Regions from separate parts of the Mus musculus genome. Here region 1 is linked to region 2. The links are chromatin contacts, found by Hi-C or POLR2A ChIA-PET in ENCODE. All regions are on one chromosome and are shown on one strand. Each heading gives the region's core, a stretch centred on a gene start or an enhancer-like site at or near the end of the contact. The rest is flanking DNA. Distances are from core to core; before and after follow the strand shown. Region 1 holds the start of Slc9a8 (solute carrier family 9 (sodium/hydrogen exchanger), member 8). Region 2 has its middle 27 kb from the start of B4galt5.

Region 1 (2,700 bases), core at 2-2,501, 45 kb before region 2:
TTTACTTTCCTAGTCTACAATCTCCTTGAATTTTGGGTGCAGTGTGTGTGTTTGACTAAACTAGGGATTGACCTCAGGAATGGTGGGCAAGATTCCAGCCTTTAACTGACCAAGTCAGCTGAATCTGCCCCGTTTTTCTCCCTAGAATGCCCTAACCTACCCTACCAAACCCTTCTGGAATCTCAAATGGCTCAAGTTTCCTGCTCTGGAACATCCCACTCTATGCAAGGCTTCCGCCTGTGCTCTTAAGGTTAGGTCTGTAAACTAATGTAGTAGTGATGGAATTGTGACCACTGAGCACTGCCTCATTCCAGGACCCCATAAACTGATCAAGCTTCAAGCCCACATCTCAAAGCATTTGGCTCTGTATTACCTCTTTTATCTTGTCCTGCTGAGACTATGTGAATGTCTGGGACAGTACAGCTACACAACAAGATCTAATGACTTTCGCTCCTCAGTGGCCGAAGAGCTACCTGAAATGCTCTTAGTTAAAGTTCGGTATCAATTAAGGGGTTCCTTGTTAATTTTCTGGGGCTCATTTCAAAGAGAGAATTTGTAACACACAACAGTGTCCTGCCAAGCATGAAGATGGACTCGGGCCTTTTTAACACGTCATCTTCCCCATCTCTCCTCTAAGATTTCAAGCTGCGGGTCACGAGACGTCTTTCTCCCACCTAGGGTGGGCTCCTCTTCCCTCATGCTACCCAATTTCCATCCAAGCATCTGGCAAGGTCCAAAAACACCCAGTCCACACAAAAGTCTCCCACTAAAGCCTCGTGGCGGCTCCCTGCGGGCGGCTCCTGACGCCCAGGGCCGAGAAAAACGGTCAACTAGCAGTCAATGAATCAAAGAAACCTGCTGGGGGCAGACAAGAACAATGAAGGTTGCTGATGGTTACGGGGGATGCCAGGGGCTGCTCGTGGCAACGGGAGAACTTCCTGGATCAGGAGGAGGAGAGCCAGGGAACCCTGAGATAACCGGAAACCGGGAGCAGGAAGGACGTTCGCGGCTTCCGCCAGGCCTGCGCGTGGTCAGCAATGTCGGACCTCCGGGAGGCCTCAGGGCCCATGTTCTCATCCCGCCCCCCGCCAACCCTGGCTAGGTGGGCCCGCGCCACTCCACCCGGGCGCTCCAGGCCCGCTGTCGCCCGCCGGCCCGGCCCTGCCGCCTCCGCTACCCGAAGCCGCGCACTCACTCCTCCTCCGCCATCTTCTCCCCTATCCTGCGAGCTTCCGAGACTACAGAGTTCGGCGCCGCAGGGCTAGCGGGGCCGGCGGCTGCTTCCGGTTTCCGCTGCGGGCAGGGGCGGGGCTTGGCCTCCCAGGGCGACCCTCTGCGCTGTCCTCTCTGTGGCCTGGGAGTGGGACGACCTCTGGGGCTTTCTGTGGGCTTTTTCCGGCCAGGCTGTGTGACGATCTGGCCTTGGGACATCCGGACTTTTTTTTTTTTTTTTTTTTCCGGTCCCCGGGCGGGAAAGATTTGGAGGAAACTTTTGAGATCTGGGTGACTCAGCTGTGAGCCAAGCCGTCCGCCCCGCGTGAGAATCCCAGGGCTCAGAATGGGGGAAAGTGGTTTCTCTGGGCGTCCGGGCCGGCTGTGCGGAGCGGAGGGAGTCCGCAGGCGCGTTCCGAGGCGGCCTCAGTTTCCCCTGCTGTGGGGAGAGTAGACAGAGGGTCTTTGAAACGCTAGACAGTGTACTTACTCCGATTATAAAAGTTGAGAGCTAGCAAGGCAGAGGTTGGACATTCCCCATTGGTTTATTGGTTGGTGTGGTAGATGTGAAAATGAGATCCAGGACAACTTGAGGGGTTTCATTCTCGCCTTCCTCCGTGTTGGTCCTCGGCATTGAACTCTGGTAATACGGGTTGGCGGCACCGCCTTTACTCATTGAACTATCCCAACAAATTTTTCTTAACCTTTGTGTGTGCGGGGGTGGGTGGGGTACATTAGGAGGTCCCAGGTTATCAGATGTCTTCCTTACTCACGCTCCACCTTAGTTATGAGACAGTGAACCTGAAACTAGGGACGCGACATAGTGGCTAGCCAACAACTCCCAGGGATCCTCCTTCTCAGTCTCCCTGTCCCTATGGTTACAGATGCCAACAGCTATCCCTGGCTTCTGTGTGGATGTTGGGAATACCAACTGAGGTCCTCGTGCTTGCGTAGCAAGCGCATTGCCCACTGGGCTTTCAACACCGAAGATAACTTGAACTGTCTAGTCTGTATTGCTTAAAACTGGCCTGGTACTGCTGAGGTCTTTATGGGACCTTCTGGGTGTTCTCCTTCAGGGCCCCTTCCACCCTAGGTAGTTCCCCCCCCCCCCCCCACTTAATAACGCTTAACAGATATGTCACTTTCCCAAAGAACGATCCTTCTGTCTCATCCTCTTGAGCAGTTGGGACTGGAGGGTGAGAGACACCCCTCCCCACCCCCATTCAGGCATCTGTCTACTTCTGTACAGGGGTGGAACCTAGGGCAACACATATGGCAGGCAGGTGGTCTTCCATTCAGCTAACATGCCCAAGTTCTCTGTAGAGACCTACTGTATGCTGAGATGTACCTTGTGGGGTTCAGACTATACAAAGGAACTAGGAAAGCCAGGTATAAGGCAAGATAAAATTAAACGAACAAGGGAAGCCTCACACATTAGCTGAGAACAAAAATTCCAGCACAATTAATGTGTGCCAAGAAGGCTGCCCA
Region 2 (2,700 bases), core at 104-2,603:
TCTGGGTAGAGGTCAGAGGATAACTTGTAGGAGTTGTTATTCTCTTTCAACTACGTGGGTTTCACAGCAACCTCCTCTCCCTGACGAGCCCTCTCATATGGCCTCAGGAATTGCAGAATTTACATTTGTAGTTTTGTTGTTGTTGTTGTTTGCTTGTTTGTTTTTGTTTTTGAGGCAGGCTTTCTCTGCGTAACACTGACTGTCCTGAAACTTTTGTATAGACAAGCTGGCCTCAAATTCACAGAGATCTGCTCTGCCTCCGCCTCCAGAGTATAGGATCCAAGTCATGGGTCACCACCCCTGCTTTTGCTTTTGTATTTTTGAAGCAGTCTCAAGGAGAGCAGGCTGGCCTGGGACTCACTTTGTAGCTGAGGCTGGCCACAGGGATCCTCTGGTATCTGTCTTCTGAGTGCCAGGATGGCAGAGGTGGGGCCCTGCTTCCACATTCTTTCTCTTTGCCAAGTCAGGGTGTTTAGACTTTAAATCAGAACTAACTCTCTCTTTCTCTCTCTCTCCCTCTTTCCTTTTGTTTTTACATTTACTGCGTGTGTGTGTGTGTGTGTGTGTGTGTGTGTGTGTGTGTGTATGCTTATGTGTGGACACTGCTTGTGTCAGACCTCACATGTGGAGATCAGAGGACAAATTTCAGGAGTTGGTGAGCTCCTATCATGGGTCCCGGGGAATTGAACTTCGGTTGTCAGGCCGGGTAGCAAGCTCCTTTACTTTACCCACAGAGCCTTCTTGTTGGCCCTGGCCTTTCTCTTATTGTCTTCCTAGTTTTTGCATTAAGATCCATCAATATGTCAGCAGTCTTCTTCTTAATGCTTGATATTAAATATTTTTCCCATTTTAATTTTGTTAAGGAGGCAAAAACGCTTAAGTTATGTCTGTAATTATCCAGGCAGTGTAGAACGCGGTGACTTTATTCTCCTGTGCAGTGTAAGCAGAACTAGACCCTACAAGGAAAAGAGCAGTCTTTGCCTTTTCTTTTTTAAGATTTATTTTTATTTTATTTAAATTCTATGCACACAAGTACGCGTATGCATGTGAACAGGTGCCCTGGTGGCCAGAGGTATTTGTTGAATCCTCTTGTCCTGTCTCCAAGCTGGCCTGTCACAGTGATTGGGTCAGAGATGGACACGTGACCAAGTCCCCCCGCACTGCATTCTGGGATTTGTTGTTGAAACCAATGAGAAGCTAGAGGATCTTGGCCCTGTGGTTGCTGGGAGGCTGCTAGGGTGGTGCTAGGGAGGTGCTAGGGTGGGATTCACAGGCGGAGGACTAGAGGGCAGAGCTGGGAAGGAGGGACAGAAGGACTGTCCCTCGGGTGACATTTGGACACTTGGTATGCAGCTGGGTTGGGTCTAGTTCTATTTTTAAAGAGAGAGAGAGGGGGAAGAGAGCGAGTGAGCACGAGAGCGAGCGTCCCCACTGCCTACACATGGAGATGATTGTGAGTCAGGCTTCTTTCTCTATGTGGATTCTCAGGACCAAACCCAGGATTGCACTTCAAAGCCTTTACCTCCTGTGCCATCTTGCCAGTCCTTTTCCCCTGCTTTTTTGAAACAGGTACTCATGTAGCCCAGGCTGGCCTTGAACTCACTATGTAACTGAGGGTGACCTTGAACTTCTGATTGTCCTGCCGTCACCTCATGAGTGCTAGAAAAACAGATGTCCCCCACCGTGGTGGTTTTTACCTTTTTTTTTTTTTTTTTTTTTTTTTTTAAAGATGTCTGCATGTATGTGCGTGCACACACCACAGCTAGCCTGTGGAGTTCAGGAGACAACTTGTAGGAATTTGTTCCTTCTTCCATGTGGGTCTTGGGAAGTGAACTCAGGTATCAGGCCTGCTTGGCGACAAGCTCTCTTACCACTGAGCCATCTTGCCTCTCTCTCGCTCTTGCTCTTGCTCTATTTACTTTGTACTGGGGGTTGACCTCAAATCAGGGCGGTCCACTCGACCCATGCTCCAGGGTACTGAGATTACAGATTATAGGCCCTGTAATTATAGATGGTTATCACACCTGACTTTTGTTGCTTTGTGTGTGTGCACTTGAGTGCACGCACATGTCTCATGCTGGAACCCCAAGGTTCCAGAATGCCCAGCAAGCAATCTGCCACCGAGCCCTACGTCAGCCCAAGCCTGGTGATGTGAGGGAAGTGAGCCAGCAGAGTCCCTCCTGGCTGAGACGACCTTCAGCAAGTCCCCTTCTCGTCTTAGCTGCTCGAATCCTGAGCTGACACTTGGTGACCTCCCTCACTCCTTCCCAGGAGTCTTGTGGGTCTAGACTCGGGGCTTTATTTCCTTTTTCTTGCCCTTCTCTTTTGAAAAAGAGAAGTGGGAATTCCCCCTGATGCAAAAAGTGGTTACATCAGCCTCATCACCACTGCTGTCCTTTGCTCCTCCAGCAGTCACCTCGTGGTTCAAGTCCAACGGAGGAGCAGGTCTATGCTGACAGGCTTGGCAGGTGAGGAAACTGATTGGTGACGGAGCTAGAAGACCCCGAGTAGGATTTGAACCTGTAGACTTGGGAAGCCCAACCTTCATCCACCACCAGTCCCACTTAACATCCAGAGTATTCCCAGGCAGGCCCAGCCACTTGCTGACACAAGTCTGAGGTCCCCACCTGGTGCCCTTTGACCTCATTCCAGGAATAGGTGCTTATCTGAAGGAGCAATGGACAGAGGTCCCTGGTAATG

Evidence for each region. Hi-C counts contacts between places; a loop is a spot of excess contacts on that map. ChIA-PET counts read pairs that join two places held with the same protein, here RNA polymerase II (POLR2A).
Region 1: a loop to region 2 is called in a map of T-helper 1 cell, with 1.9 times the contacts of the local background. The contact joins the promoter of Slc9a8 here to the enhancer-like site in region 2. A Hi-C loop is called at or near these places in 3 of 37 maps with a recorded cell type or tissue (T-helper 1 cell, T-helper 2 cell and adrenal gland). POLR2A ChIA-PET finds 5 or more read pairs at or near these places in 4 of 5 experiments (Patski and embryonic stem cell).

The regions. Positions count from the first base shown.
Region 1 is chr2:167,420,261-167,422,960 of GRCm38, reverse strand. It overlaps Slc9a8 (solute carrier family 9 (sodium/hydrogen exchanger), member 8), which reads right to left and starts at 1,251. Exons shown (of 17, transcript NM_148929.3): 1 at 1,196-1,251. The coding sequence starts at 1,209.
Region 2 is chr2:167,374,929-167,377,628 of GRCm38, reverse strand. No RefSeq gene overlaps it. Among named protein-coding and RNA genes, the nearest start is that of B4galt5, 27 kb to the right of the region's middle. Within about 2 kb of position 1,353, at least 1 of the 3 ENCODE cell types and tissues checked has a DNase peak (open chromatin) inside an H3K27ac peak, as active enhancers do.